Linked DNA regions of Homo sapiens: region 1 is linked to region 2. A link is a loop called in an ENCODE intact Hi-C map of the cell type or tissue named here. Cell type or tissue: ascending aorta. All regions are shown on one strand. Links, peaks and the distances in the headings refer to the core of each region. The heading gives the core; the rest is flanking DNA.

Region 1 (8,344 bases), core at 173-8,172, 49 kb before region 2:
CAATAAGTTCAATAAAGAAATTCAGGAACTGAGTTGACTTATCCCTGAAATTTTATTATTAAAATTACTTGTTTGACATTGTTAAGGCTAGAACTTACCTAAGGTTTATACCATTTTCATCTTACCATTTATCTTATTTTACCCTCAGAACAGCCTTTTGATATAGAATGAGAAAGGACTATTATGTCTGTTTTACAGATGAGAACACCGAGGGTCAGAGAAGTTCAATGATTTACCCAAGGTCAAGATGGTATATATTTGGTGGAGTTTTGAGTAACTTCTAATGTTGCTGTTCCTTTATGTTACAGTGAGTGAAGACTGTATTATGACTTAATTAAGACTGTATTATGACCTAATTAATGAATGATTCAGCCATTCATTAATTAATTCTTGCAACATATATTTTTTGAATGCCTATAAGGTGCCTGGCTCTTTCATAGGCACGAGAACAAAATGGATATATCACTGTCTTCATTTGAATTTACATTCTAGGGGAAGAAAGTAGACAATAAAATACATACACGAATTATGTAGAAGGTGATGAGAGTTATGGGGAAAAATAAATTAGTGGAAGAGGAGGGATAAAGAGGGCCAAGGGATTGGGTGTTTACCTTTTCAAATAGGGTAGTCAGGGTAGGTTCCATTGAGAAGTTAACATTTAAGTGAAAACATTAAAGAGGTATAGGGGTGAGTCACATGGACATCTGGAGAAAGAGTACTGCAGACCAAGGGATCAGCAAGGGAAAAATCAATGACTCAGGAGCATTCTCATTCCCAATGTGTTCAAAACACAGCCAGAAACATATGTGCTAAGGTGGAATGAATGAGGGGACGGGTAGTGGGGGTGAAGTCAGAGAACAGAGGGAAGAGGTAGATCATGTAGAGTCTTGTGGGCCACTGTAGACTTTGATGTTTGCTTTAAGTGAAAGTAAAGGACATTGAAGGAGTCACATTGATCTAATTTATGTTTTTAAAGTATCATTTTGACTTCTGTGTTGAGATTAGTCTGTAAGGAGCTGAAAATGGAAGCAGGGAGACTAGTTAGAAGGCTACTGCAATAATCTAGACTTGAGCCACTGGGCTAACATGGAGTAATGAGAGATGGAGAGATGGCCAGATGGCCAGAATTTTCCATATTTTGAAGGTGGAGTTAAAAGGAAGAATGACTCCAAGGATTTCAGCCTGAACAACTGTAAGGAAGGAACTACCATAACTGAGATTGGAAAGATTGTTAGTGGGCCAGTTTTTAAATTTTTCATTATTTTGTTTTGGGGTGGAAGTGGTGGTGAAAGATCAGGAGCACAGTTTAGGGCATGTTAAATTTAAGATGTTTATTAGATATCCCAGTGGAAATGTGGAGTAGCGTTCAGGGGCAAGATCTGGCCTAGAGACATAAATCTGGACATTAACAGTTTTTAGATAGAATATAAAGCTGTGAGATTGGATGAAGTCACCAAGGGAGTGAGTATAGAGAAAAGAAGCGTATCAAAGACTGAACTCAGGCTTTCCAACATTAAGAAATTATGGAGATGAGGATTCTGAGGGTCATCTTCTAGGGTATCCAAATGGTCTGCCATCACCACCACCACCATCATCATCACCTCCATGACCACATGACGGTTATGTGATGTTGGTTATGTAAACTGGATTTGTTGTAATTGTGTTTTACAGAGAAAATTTACACTTGACCTCCTTCATATCTATGAGAGTGGTGAATTTTCTGGGTGGAGAAATTACTTAGCTGACTCTTCTGCATAACAAGGAGGCTACCTCTTGTTCTACAACTATCACATAATGTTTCAGAAAGTCTTTGCTCTGAATTAACATGCCTTAAATAAAAAAGATACAGAAGGCAGTTCCAGAGGAAAAGAATATATTCTCATTTTGATTACAAATACGAATAAGCTACTATGAGAACAAAACACTGCAAAGAATAGTGGGATATAAATAGTTAGGGTACGGCCCTCAACCTTGAAGCACCAGAAATTAATATATGCATACACATTAAGGGTTAATATGATTAAGTAACATAGCTGTGATAAGTGCAGTTACTGCAGGCTGCCAGGGTTGAGGAAGAGTTCACGAAGATCATGCTTATATATCAGCTTGGCCAGAGCAGAGAGCATGTGTTGTTAAAAGAAAATCTTTAGACAAATTAAATTTAACAGAGTTTTTTTGACCAATGATTCATGAATTGGACAGCATTCAGAACCAGGACTGAACCATGAAGCCCTTCAACATTAAGAAATCCTGGGCCGGGCGCGGTGGCTCACACCTGTAATCCCAGCACTTTGGGAGGCCGAGGCAGGCGGATCACCTGAGATGGGGAGTTCCAGACCAGCCTGACCAACATGGAGAAACCCCGTCTCTACTAAAAATACAAAATTAGCTGGGCGTGGTGATGCATGCCTGTAATCCCAGCTACTTGGGAAGCTGAGGCAGGAGAATTGCTTGAACCCGGGAGATGGAGGTTACGGTGAGCTGAGATCATTCCATTGCATTCCAGCCAGGGCAACAAGAGCAAAACTTCGTCCCCCCGCAAAAAAAAGAAAAAAATTAGAAATCATGGAGATGAGGATTTCCAGGAGATTCAGAGAGCTCTATCCAGCAATGTGGAACAACGTGGCAGGCAATATTTATAGACAGAAAAAGGAAATAATGTACAGAAACAGCTTGATTGGTTACAGCTTGGCATTTGCCTTATTTGGGCATGGACTGATTAGTTGGCAGCCTGTAATTGGCTGAAGTTTGGCTACTATAATTTGCTGAGATTCAGCTACTTGCTACTCAAGTGTTAGCCTGCATTTTGTTTATGTGCTATTAGGCCGCAGTTTGCTACAGAGAAACAAAGTAAGGAGGCAGAAACAAAGTAAGGAGGCAGAAACAAAGTAAGGAGGTGGCCTTGGCCAAATTTAGTTTAATTTAGCAGTATTGAGAAACAGCTGTGTGTTGGCTTGGAGCAAAGAATAGAATGGGTTCTATGGAAGGGGCATACAGTCCAAGAGCAGAAGGACCCTTGGTGTGGTGGTGGTGGTTGGGGAGCATGGATTAAACAGGGAGAGAATGTTAGGGGTCTGAGGATCCTCAGCCAACTCTCTACAGGGCTTTGATTAAAACTTCAAAAAATAAGTCTCAGCCCCAGCCCACTTCTTATGCCTCTTTGAAGAAGCATGAGTTAGGGGAAGGCTGGACACCAAGACTCTGGGTACCTCCTAATGCTGGAGATTGGGTCTAAGCAGCCCCTCTGACCTTCTGGGTCCTCTCTGAAGCGCTATGAAGGGCACAGACGGTGACTTCCAAGGGCTGCTTTATTTCTTCCCTTTACCTTGGATTTGACCTCACTAGGAAAATGTGCTGTGAAATTTAAAAAAGCATTATTTTTTATCTCAGAATATTCTGAAAGAACAAAAGTTGCTAAACTAAAAAAAAAAAAAGGCACATGTTCTATTTTTTCATTCACTCACTAATTCTCATTCACTCATTCTTACAATCTACACTTATTGAACATCCATGGTATTTAAGGTACCATACCGAAGAAACAAGATAGATGGAGTTCAGTCTCTCCTTCCTCTGAAGGTCCCTGACTTGGTGCTCACATCATGTTATGTTATGGTTGGAACACTTCCTGGTATTACAGGATTCCTTCAGTGCCACTTCACCAGCCAGAAATCTCTGCAGCTGCTGTGGCGTCTGCTCAGGGCCTCACTCGGCGCCTGGGGCTCACTCTACCCACTCGGCCCGCAGGCTGGGCTCAGCTTGTGCCCCTGCCCAGATCCCGCATCCAAACAGGGACTCTGCCCTCAGCCCTCAGCTGGACTAGGTGTGCCATGGGTGGCTTTCACATTGGGTGCAAAAGTCTAGATGCGGGGAATGCGGTGGCAACTGAAAACTCAGGGATGCCAGCAACCACAGAGCCCCAGTGGGTGTCACACCTCTCACTCAGGGAGTCCTGAGGTCTGAGCCCCCAAGAAATGTGGATTTTGTAGTTTGGCAAGCCAGCCAGGAGGGAATGGCACCCAACTGCTTCGCTTCTTTATGCCACAGCTAGGCAAACGGGGGTGTGATACAGCTCTCTCTGATGCCCACAGCTTGGCGGATGGGGGTGTGTTACAGCTCGTTTGTTCCTGCCACCCGCTGCTTGGTGAACGGGGATGCATGCTGCCCAGTGGTTTTTCCACTTCCTAGCTTGGGGAACAGGAATGCATGTTACAGCTCTTTTTGCACCTGCCATTCCGCGGTTCCGAGTTCTTGTCCCACAAACAAGAGGAATGAGGTATGTGGACACCGGGGAGTGAGCAAAGCAGAGAAGAATTTTATTGAGCAGCAGAAAAGCTCTTGACATGAGAGGGCACCTGAAGTGGGTAGCCCTCTGTGTGAGAGGAAACCCGAAATCAGGTAGCCATCTGTGAGGCTGAGTCTACGGTTTTTATGGGTTCAGAATGGGGGAGTGCATGCTGATTGGTCCATGGTCAGGCCTGGAAAAAGCACCATTCCATTGGCTACAAGGCATGGAGGAAATTCTCACTCTGGTGGTGTATTCCACCCGAAACTGGCAGCTCGGTTTTCTGGCTTCAGGCTCTCTTTAACGTGAATGTTGGGTTTCACTGGGAACCTGTCCTTGACTACATAGGAATGTGTCTGTCTCCTGTCTCCTTCCTATCACTTGTAGGAAAATAAAACTCATTAGGGTATGTGTCCCATCACATTCATTTTTCGTAACCTCAAAGAGTGGTTTCAGTTTTATACAGCTACTCTCTGCTCCTGTGTGCCTCAAAGGAGAAAGTAATGACCAAACACTTCGTTAAATAAGCCAAATAGTTATTTATTTATTTATTTATTTATTTATTTATTTATTTATTTATTTTGAGACAGAGTCTTACTAAGTCACCCAGGCTGGAGTGCAGTGGCACGATCTCAGCTCACTGCAACCTCCGCCCCCTGGGTTCAAGCGATTCTCCTGCCTGAGCCTCCCGAGTAGCTGGGATTACAGGCATCTGCCTCTGTGCCAGCCTAATTTTTGTATTTTTAGTAGAGACGGGGTTTCACCATCTTGGCCAGGCTGGTCTTGAACTCCTGACCTCATGTTCCACCCACCTTGGCCTCCCAAAGTGCTGGGATTACAGGCATGAGCCACTGCACCTGGCCCAAATTGTTCTTTTTATTGCAGTCAGTTACAGGGCTGAAATTGTCCATGTGCTTATCCTAAGGATAAAGATCTACAGAAAATCCTAGTGTTAAAGTTATTTAGTTATAATTTTATTCCAATAACAAGTGATGTGTTCCATTGAGCAGGAAAGGAGCATAAGGCATTTGGTGGAATAGGTCGTTTTAAGACTCTTCTAGTCAAAGCATCTGATTTCATTATTAGCAGTGTTAGATTTTCTTCCAAAAGCCTTTTTTCTGGAAAGATTAAGTTGAACATCAGAACATATCTGAAGTGTCATAATTGCTCTCACATAAAAAAGATAAATCCTATGACTGTTTTCATAAATTTTAACATTCACTTCATGTCGTTGCCACTCAACAAAACTAAAAGGAAATGAATGAGCTCCAGAACTTCTGGTATAATTAATCTAAGTTTTTGTTTGTTTGCTTTCTGAATCTTTAGGGAGATAACCCCTGCATTATCCCTTTAGGACTAGGCAAATTCAGCAATACTGACTTTGGCAAAAAGCTTATTTTTTCAGAGGTTGTAAATTCTAGAACATTTTCAAAACATTACACTAAAGAACCTCTAATTGGTAGCAATCAGGTTTTACTTAAGTTTAGCTATTTGATATTTTATGTCTACGTGGAAAAAAACTGCATAATATGCATCCACCAAAGAGCATTCATTCCATACACAAAAATATGGCAAGTTAAACAAAACGGCAGTCTAGGAGAATTTTCAAGTCAACGTAATATTTAATGGGTTTTGGGGAAATAATGTGAATAATTTGTTACAGAATCTTAAATTTAGATTGGTAAATTAATCATACTGCAATGGGAAGTCTAAGTCTAAAGCTTTTCTAATTAATTTACTTTAAATCAATCAAATAGGTATAAAATTTGTTGCTGGATATTCACGAGTTTGAAGAGTTTTATAAATTAAACATTAAAGATCTTTTTCTCTAGAATAGAACGTCTGTCTAAAGAGTTGTTTTTGCTCATTTAATTCAATTTTAAAGCTCCAGTCTTCTCTTCCTATCAAGCTGTGCTTCATAAATAGAGGCTACAGGCAGATATTAGCTATGGTTTATTGCATCATTCACAAGTATAGACTGTCTTGTCTTTCCTAGAGGCCATAGTAATGAGACATGGAATCTAATCCTAACCTTAGGATGATTAATTTGTCAAATCAGGACGATCTAATCAGAGTTAGAAAGAAGGAAGAAGGTAGTGATGATAAATAGCTGATGAAACTGGCTGGGAAGGCTCTTTCCTTCTCCCTGTTTCTGCTGCAAACTAATTCCCAATCCCGGACAGTTTCTCTATGTCTCCATGACCTGCCTTTTTTCTCCTTCCTCTTTCTACCCTAAATTATCACCAATGAAAAAATTAATATATACTTCTGATCAAATAGTGATTTAAGCTACAAAAATTTCATTGAGAGTTGGTTTACCATTGAAAATAGATATTTAAAATCCTAACACCCTGTGCAAACAACCAGGTAGGTCAAAATTCAGTTATACTCAGCTTAGCTTTTTGTTAACTTGTCAAATTTCTTTATTAGTTTATAGATTCAATCATAGAAATGTCTTTTAAGAACTTAAAATGTAGCTATAGTATTGATCTAAAAATAAGTAGAGACCATAAAAAGAACTGAGTATATAGATCTGTGTATATATATATGTATGCATAGTGAGATATAAAGAAGAAGGAGGAGAGAGAGAGAGAGAAACCTTGGGTTTGGTGAGCAAATGGGGTTCGAAGGTCACAAGGGTGGAGGGCTTTTGCAACCTCTGGAACATTTGCAACTGTAAATCATTTCCAGACTATGCCCACTCTCAAGAAAAAAGATTCATTTTGAAGTTTTTACTTTCAGTTTTTCTCTGCTCCTCGGGTATGTTCTCCTTTATTAGTTTAAGTTATGTGCGCTATTGTTTTTGTAGTGGCTACCTGAGACACATTTTGAAGGACATATTTCACCTCACACAGTCTAATGTCAATAATTAGACAAGCAAATAATCCTTTCAAACAATGAAGGATTTTAGAATGCCTTAATGCTAATCACCACTCCCTTTGGGATTACATGTTATTGTTACCTAGTAAATACATATTTATGTGTGGACACACTCTTAAAAAAAAAAAAAAGAAATTGGGAGAAATCAGTTAGAGATTACCCAGTTATAAATCTTCATAAACATTGTATAATACTAATTAATAATGGAAGTATATAGACATTTTTATCCCAAAACATAACGATTTTGTAACCATTCCATATCACCAGGGAACATATTTATGACTTAAGTCTTGGTTCACAGGCTCATGTGAACACGCTTGGAATTCATTACTTTTATCAGTGGGGAGTTGCAAATAAAACAAGCAGGAGAGTCTTGGTGACAGTATTACAAACCTGGAAGGACACATGTTGAATTACAAGCAGATTCACTGAAACGCTCAGCCGTTTTCACGGACCTTGCCTCAGAATCTTCAAATATTTTATGGCGTTAACCACAGTACGTATCAGGTTCCCAACAATACTCACATTATAAAAATGTGTAATACACCTTTGGCCTTATAAAAAACATACAGTATGTCAAAAGCAACTTCAGTCCTGGGTTTTCTGAGGGATGCAGGGAATGGGGGTTATTCAGTGCACCATCTGTTTTATCTTATATGTATGTAGTACTTAATCTCCAGGGCATTTTTGTCTGTAGAAAAGCAAAGAACAGGTAATAAGAGAGGAAAATTGGTTGGGGAGGGGTCATGATATACATGAGAGAAAAAAAATTGTGAGAGTTTATGCCTTGGTAAACAGTATTTTATATTCTATTATTCTGTGACTTATTTGTTCTTTGTGATACTATTTATAAAAATAACCACTAGGGATCCAGCAATTCCACTTCTGGCCATATATCCAAAGGAACTGAAATCAGTATGTCATAGACATGTCTGAACTACCATGTTCATTGCAGCATTATTCAGAACAGCCGAGATATGGTAACAACCGAAGTGCTCATCAACAGATGAATGGATTAAAAATGTGATATATATATATATATATATATACACACATACATACATACAGGATGAAATACTATTCAGCCTTTAAAAAAACTGGAAATTCTGTCATTGGCAACAACATGGATGGGCCTACAGGACATTATGTTAGGTGAAATAAGACAGGTACAGAGAGACGAAT
Region 2 (8,344 bases), core at 231-8,230:
TAGGAAATAAATATTGTTTTACATAGGTAATGAATGGTTACTAAGTCAAGACACACTTCCTTTTATAAAAAAATGAAAGAAATGTCTTATTTTTTGTTAATAGGACTTTATTAAGGTATAATTTATTTACAGTAAAATACTACAAATCTTAAGTGTATGCTGCATTTAAATTTTGACAAATGTATATATTTATGTAACCATCATCCAGATCAAGATAAAGAACATTTATTTATTTATTTATTTATTTATTTATTTATTTATTTATTTATTTATTTTGAGACGGAGTCTTGCTCTGTCGCCCAGGCTGGAGTGCAGTGGCGCGATCTCAGCTCACTGCAAGCTCCACCCCCCGGGTTCACACCATTCTCCTGCCTCAGCCTCCCGAGTAGCTGGGACTACAGGCACTTGCCACCACGCCCGGCTAATTTGTTGTATTTTTAGTAGAGACGGGGTTTCACCGTGTTAGCCAGGATGGTCTCGATCTCCTGACCTCGTGATCCACCCGCCTCGGCCTCCCAAAGTGCTGGGATTACAGACGTGAGCCACCGCACCCCGGCCTAAAGAACATTTCTTTAAATTGTCTGGTGTCTTATCACCCATTCTGCCCTGAGGCAAGCACAGTTCTGATTTTCATTGCCATAGATGGGTGTCGTTATTCAGCTTCACGTAAATGGAAGCATACTGTACACACTTGGGACTGGCTGCTTTGGCATACCATGGCATTTTTGAGACTTTGAGTTCTGTGCATCATTTTATTTTATTTCTAATTGTGTAAAAGTACACCCTTGTATGAGCATAATACCAATATGACTTCTATATGGTTCCTAGTTTAATATAGTTGATTTCTGAATCTGCAGGAGTTGTGCTGTTGTTGTTGTTGTTGTTCGTTTTCTTCCCTTTCATCATTGACACCAGGACTCTAGGGTTCGGGTGTTTTGTTTGTTTGTTAATGCCCTAGGAACAATAAGACCCTGTCGGTTTTCCATTAAGTGTCCATTTGATGACTTGCAATTTTGGGAAGAGGGAATGTGTTCCATGGGGTGGAATCTAGGGATGTTTTACTATCGCCTTGTTTCTAGAAGGATAGTGGAATTGACCTCCTGAATGGCCAAGTGGTATATTGCCCATCTTCTGTTTTAAGGGCTATCTGAACAAGTTCCACCATGGCATCCATTCCTGCTGCTGTTTTGATAGCTGTGATGATAAGGTAGATGATCCATCTAGTGCACTGATTTCTTCACTTTACTAACCTGCTTGTCTATTCTACCCCAGCCACTCACTTCCATGAGCAGTTCTGGGCCTTTCAGTGGTGCTAGCAGTGGTGCCAGCATTGTAATATTAATTCTAAGAATCCCATTCTTTGCCTGCTGCCTCTTTTCATTCCAGATGATTTGTTGCAGTATCATCACTGCTGTTTTTTTTTTTTTTTTTTACCATGTTGAGATTACCTATCCATCAGCTACTGCTTACTATCTGCTAAGCCTCTGGCCTTCTTGTCTATGTGAGATATCATGGTCTACTGCAATACTGATACCCTTGAAGATACCCTCAATTTCTTTGCTTTCTCTTCCTCTTCCATACTCATCTGGCAAATCCCAACTCCAGTTATTTGAGAAAATTACTCAACTGAGGTGACTGGTTTCACTTTAAATTCAAGATAGAAAATTCAAATAGACAATCAAGATTGCCAAGCATTCTTACCCACTATAAGGTTTGCCTTTCTATTTGATGAAATAACTGCTTTATACTTTCTTTGCTTACATGCCCACATCCTGCTTTTCGTAGCCCCTCATTCCCCATAGCTGATGACTTCACTTCATTCTTCAATGAGAAGGTAAAAGCCATTGGAAAGAACACCCTCATTATTCCACCAACCAATTTACAAACTTGTCAATATCAGTACCTTTCTCTCCTTTTCCTTCTTGTGTAGTGGATAAAGTCTTCTAGCTTTCAAAGTCCTATTCTCTCTTTTGCTCAGGGTCCAGTCATCACGTTGCCAGTTGAATTTAGTGGACCCTTTTCTCTCTGAACTCATTTTAGCTCTGAGGGTCATTTGACACAGAGGACTACCCTGCTTTTATTTTGGAAGACGCTTTTTCAATTCCACACTCTCCTGTATTTCCTTCCACATCACTGGATGCTGCTTCTCAGTCTCCTTTATGGACTTCATATTCTCTGTCTTATATATAAAGATGTAGTTCCTGCCTAGAGAACTACAACTCACCCAAAGCTTTAAATATCATTTTCTCACAGTATATTGGAGGCCAGACTAGTTTAGGTCATTAAGTTATATGTTCTTATTACACATATACATTGTGTTTTAATTTCATGTCATGTATCACATGTGACAAATTATTTTGTGTGTACTTTCTTTGTTCAATGTCTTTATCCTCTTCTGGATTGTCTGTAGTGCCCATCATGTGTCCTACATGCCTATCACAGAGCCTGGAATGTAGCAGATGCCCAATATTTGCAGAATGAATGAATTCATATGTAAGTGACTGAAAGAGTTCAACAAATGTTAGTTCTCTTTCCCTTTCTCATCTCATATTTACAGAAGAATGGATACACCAGAGTTATGGAGTCAGAAGATACTACTATCAGTTCTACAGAAGAAAGACAAATTCATGGTGTGATGGATGTTACCAGATGTTAAAAATTATGGAACTGTTAAAAATTTTGGAACTGCTCATAGATACCTCGTACAGGCAGTTGGAAATATAGATCTAGAGCTCAGTAAAAAAGTCATAGTTAAGGACCTGGATCTTCAAATTATAAAATTTTATTTTTTATATCTTTTAAAATGTGTTGTGCTTTGCTCCTATGTGTTTTAAAATGGAGGAAAAGAGGACAATTGGGATTCAGGGGTCAAATGCCAGGATATGAGACTTACAGTGCATCTGGTAAAAATTAAAATGATTTAAACTCTGATCTGATTAGAAAAGGTCAGTCTTGAAAAAGTTATAAAGGAGATTGTAACACAAATACAATTGTATTTTCTTCTCTCCTTCCCCATAGTTTTTGACAATAAATCCTAAGCACAGATCTGAGGCTTTTTTTCCTAGAAAAAACAGAAAAATATCCACTCAAACATAGTAGTCCTCCAAAGTCATGGTACATGAAAGGTTATGAGAGTTTGGGGATCTGATGAAGTTAATTATAGTCTTACACCTCTGGATAAGACCCAAAAGCATTCAATTTCAAACAAAGGTCAGGGATAGTTAGAAAGTTTTATCACACTTAAGCTTGAACTCAAACAATGTTGCATTAAATAGTGACAGTCCAGTGAGTGTCATATTTCATAGCTGTATCAGGGACTTAGACTTCTTTAGATCTTCTAAGATCATATCAAAAATACTAGTATCCTTTTGTTTTTAAAAAATAAATGAGCATATTTGTATGAGCAAAACTGAATAAAGAAGGCTAAGATTCTTGTCTCCTCTGAACTATTTTGATCTTTATAAGAAGCTACTCTGAGGCAGCAAGGCTGTTCACTGCTCGGGCACTGCGTGTATCATGGGGCATTTCCCCTGAGCTGCAGACTAACTTCTGCGAAGTACTGGGCATGTTAACTTTGCAAACTCAGATTTCTTTCTACTAGGGTGATAAACTCATGTTTCTATGAAATAAACAGTCTCCAGGTTCATTAGCAGATATGTAGGAGATCATTAGTATTAGGAGAGTCACTAGAAAAATCAAGCAAGAGGAGTGGAAGGAATGTGAGGAAGAACTAAGCTGAAAATAGTTTTCTGTCCTTTCCATGGCTGCTGGTAAATGTAGCACTGCACTCTGTCCCACAATTGAAGGTATTGTATTAATTTCAGGCTTTGAGGTAAATGAATTGCTAATGTTAAAACTGCCCATGTTTGAAGATCTCTTTGTCACTACTTAGCCTATTTTGTCAAAACCAACTCCTTTAACTTTTAAAGTATTTTTTTTTCCTTACATAAAGCACCAAGGCAGATGCTAATTCATTTATAAGCTTTTCTTCTCAACAGTGAAATACAGAAAAATCAATATCTAATGGTTTTTGTGCAAAGCTCAGTAAATAATAGATTTCATTTTCCATTCTAAAAAACTTGTGCCATTAGGAGGTTGGGAGAGGAAGATTACTAGCAATTAAACAAGAAATGATGGTAATGCTACAGGCCCCCCAAAAAGAGTATCAAGAAATCAACTATAGGTAATAAAAATAAACTGTTACATCTGATTTAGGGTAGCAGGCACAAAAAAGGTGACAGCTAATGCATGCAACATACCTCTCTCTGATTCTTCACAATTTCACAGTTCTTGGGCTTGTGGGGATGTGTACGTTGATGTGTGTAAACATAATTCAGATGAGGATTATGTTTCAGATCTATTGATCTAAGATACCCTTTTCATGAATAACCTAAGATATGAATTTTTGGGTTGAGTAAGCATAAATGAGAGGAGGTTCTTTCATATTTGAGCTTTGTGGATATAAACTCAGCTTCTCCTTATTACTGTTATTTTATCGAGCTACTTGAACTATACAGATAATTTGCTTATGGCAAGAGCTAGGGATTGGGACATATTGTCCCATATAAATATTTAAAATATATATTTAGTATGGCATTGTCACCTTGGAGACCAGCAGAAATAAGAAGTATATTGCAGATGAGCAAAATTTAGTCCCGAGAATATTTGCTTAGCTCATTAGCTGTTAGGTAATAGTCTAGCTATGTATATGTAGTTGTATGCATAGCTTTGTAAATGCCTACTTGAAATATTACTAAATCATTTTGTAATATAATTTAAAAAAATCCCTGCCTGGAAAGTTTTATGGAATCCATTTGTTTATGCTCCAAGCAAAGATATGTAAGTAACAACATCAAATTAGACTCAATTCAGTGACAGTTGCTATAGTTTTTGCCAAAATTTTTTATTTGAGCACATGCAAATTTCTGAAGAATTACAAATGTGTAATTTATTTACATGACTTATTTTTGATAGATATTTATTTTTAAGTAGAAAAATCACAAGTCTATATATGGATGAGGATAATTTATAAACCTAATACCATAAAATTTACGTCTTCAGAAATATTCTCATCTCAAGAATATCTCTTTAAAAATACATGTAACATTTTAATACAGAATAAAATACAGAACGCCAAAAGCTAGGTAACTTTTTGTTCTCTTTTAAATGATAATACAATCATTTTGCTAATAAAGTTATTTTTGGAATAGTTTTTGTCAAAATAGCAACAAGCACTAATGTTACTCATTGTTTATTGGCTGAGATCTTCACAGAAATTGTGTGCTAAAAATTATCAGGAGAACAAGGGAAGGAGCTGTGTGTGGTATTGAGGAATTCTCATTTCTGTCATGGGCAAGAGCAACAGTTGCTGCTGCTACCTATCCCCAGTAGAGATACTTATTTCTCTGGCAGGAAGGGTGATACTCTTTTCGGGACTGCTATGTTAAAGTGTATTATTGACAAGTTCAACTGGAAATAAAATTTATTTTCATTAGAAAATACAAGTGGTCAACAAAAGCTTCTGCCTTTTATTGTTCCCCATGTTAACATAAAACAACTTTTTTTTTTTTTTGAGACGGGGTCTTACTCTATCACCCAGTCTGGAGTGCAGTGGCTTGAGCTTGGCTCACTGCAGCTTTGACTTCCAGGGCTCAAGTGATCCTCCCAACTCAGTCTCCTGAATAGCTGAAACTACAGGCACACGCCACCACACCAGCTGATTTTTGCATTTTTTGTAGAGACGGGGTTTTGCCACATTGCCCAGACTGGTCTTGAACTCCTGGGCTAAAGCAATTTTTTTTCCCCCACCATGTTGGCCTCCCAAAGTGAGTGCTGGGATTACAGGCGTGAGCGCTTGTGCCCAGCCATAAAATGCCTTTTAAGTGAAACTTTTTTTGTTGATGTCCTTTCTCTAATTTATGTGTTCTTATTTCCTTTCTGTGTCAAAAGAGAAGCACATACCATTTAATTTTTACTAAAGCTTTCTCAGGGGCATTATTTAAAGAAATCTTTACATATAATTAAATATTTTAAGATAATTGTGTATTATTTTCTACTTTTATATTGACATTAATTCCTGACAATTTGCCATGCTTATGATGTATATTTCTTAGCTAAGTAATATTAGCTTTGTAGCTCTTCTATAAAAGGTATAATAATCTACTCTTCAAGGTGTCAAATGAATCTACCCTATAGATGAAACATTTTGAGATAATTAGAATTGTTATTATTATGATGGCCAAAACCACAACTCCTTTTGTACCAACCTAATATATACATAAAATATGCATTCTGGTCACTACTCACCAAATATTGTTAAAAAATGAAATTTCTCTTTTCAAAATACCTGCATAATTTCCTCCAACAAGCACAAAAATACCATTGAGTTGAATGGTAGCTATTTTACCTATAGAAGGGGCTCACTGCCCCTCTTAAGAACTTCACCAAGTTCACTGGGTTGTAATAACACTTGCTTATCTCTTTGAGTTGCTTTCAGATCTAGGAGCTAATAGTAGGAGGAGTACTGTGTCATCTGTTAAAAGTAAAAAAACATTAGGTGATAGTCCACAGGGCAAACCAGCTACCTGAGCATAGGCAGAAAATTGCCTCCCAGTTGGTATTCATAATATTAATACTTCCATAAGCATAAAGCATACCTCTTTCAGGATTAAGGGGTCATGCTCTTCTCATGCATGGGGGTGAACAGCATTTCCTCAGGATTTGGGTGGTTTGTTGAGAATGGAAACTCGTTCTCATGAGCATACTGACATTGAATAAGAGGACATGTAGATAGAATAAACATGAATGTAGTTCCAGGAGAAAAAATTCAGACACACAGAATTGACAAGAGCCTTCTCACCACCAAATTGAGATCTAGTCTGAGCAAAAAATGTGAGTCTGAGCAAAACAAAAGAAAGCTAATATTGGAAATGTGCTTATAACTAAAATGTGTTTTTCAGAACGCTGTAAATGTAAGCCTATTAGAGCTACACAGAAGACCTATTTCCGGAACAATTACAACTATGGTAAGGAAAATTTCATGGTTGATGTATAAACTGCTGTGTTAAGAGAGGTGTGTGGATGCACCTATGAGGATGTGCACATGTAAACGAGTGGAGCCATTTAAGAATAAGGCTTAAAAACAGAAGGACTATTTTTAGGAGCATAGTCCCTCTGCCCCGACCAATTAAAATGTCTCACACGGGCAAAATGCTTAACACTTGGTTGATGTTGAAGCACATCAAGCAGTATTGTCATCCTAGAGCCATGCACTTAAGTACACAGAGATAAGTATCAAGATACATGGGACTCTTCCCTGCCTGGAGGCTGAAGGAGGATTTGAGCTCAAGTTGGGTTGCATAGGCCATCAGTTGTGCTTCACTGAGTGAACAGCAGAGCACTTTGATGCATAAGGAACTGTTAAAAGACTCAAACTTGACTTCTTCAGTCAGTCTATCCCATGAAAAACACTGACAGATTTGGAAAGTAACACTTGTAGAAGTTGCTGGTATTCAGCGAAGGAAATGTGTTGTTATCTAGCTTGACTTAAAATCCGACATTCTAATAAACTAAATATTAATTGAAGAGCCACCAATCCAAATGTAGCTGACAAACTTAACTGAAGGATTAAAAAGCCTGCCATTTTTGCATCAGGGACTGTGCTAAGTGATTTCCATACATTATCTTTAATTTTCTCAGCTGCCCCATGAGATATATTACCATCTTGATTTTATCAATGATTATCGAACCTAAGTAGTCCCTTCTTTGATTGTTCACAATGTACTTTGGATGCTGGTGTATATTTTAGAGTCATAAATTCATTTATACAGTCATTATATTTAGAAAGGGCAATTAACAGAGCTTTCCCGTTGACACATAAGGGACTGATATTTACTGTATTCCATATGCATTTTGATTTTTTCTAATATCTATGGTATTAATAAAAGGTATGTTACTATCTCTGCATAAGACTATTGATGTTGAGTCAATGAGTAAACATGGAGATTAAACAGACTTTTACAGTGAACCTTATTAAAATAAGAGTTTTATTATTACATTTATGTACACTATTTTAAAGTATATAGGATATATACAGCAGATTTATTTCTTCTATACTTTTGGGAATTGAAAGGAGAGAAATGAATAAGACTGTAAAAGTTAGCTTCAATATCTTTCAAAATGCAGTGTATTAAAAAATATAAAGTTGAAAATTTTGGGTTTAGTTAAATCTCTTTAAAACAAATCCACCTTGTTTCCCAAATTTTTCTTCAATGGAATTAATTTCTATGTTTTGCCTGCTACTCCTCTTAAGAGGATTGTAGCTTTTCTTAGTCAATGATGGATG

What was found. Hi-C counts contacts between places; a loop is a spot of excess contacts. Peaks named below come from ENCODE experiments on the same cell type or tissue, not always from the same donor. Only the 100,000 strongest peaks of a DNase experiment are listed, where the experiment ranks them.
Region 1: a loop joins it to region 2, with 1.8 times the contacts of the local background. A loop is called at or near these places in 2 of 110 quality-filtered maps.

Annotation. Positions count from the first base shown.
Region 1 is chr2:182,889,731-182,898,074 of GRCh38, reverse strand. No RefSeq gene overlaps it. Among named protein-coding and RNA genes, the nearest start is that of FRZB, 27 kb to the right of the region's middle. In ascending aorta, for the core only: no CTCF peak of the experiment used is centred there; DNase peaks (open chromatin) are centred at 2,230 and 3,714; H3K27ac peaks cover 3,816 bases.
Region 2 is chr2:182,841,159-182,849,502 of GRCh38, reverse strand. FRZB (frizzled related protein) reads left to right here. Exons shown (of 6, transcript NM_001463.4): 3 at 6,960-7,025. It overlaps LOC124907916 (a long non-coding RNA gene), which reads left to right. Exons shown (of 2, transcript XR_007087330.1): 2 at 2,411-2,928. Among named protein-coding and RNA genes, the nearest start is that of FRZB, 21 kb to the left of the region's middle. In ascending aorta, for the core only: no CTCF peak of the experiment used is centred there; no DNase peak of the experiment used is centred there.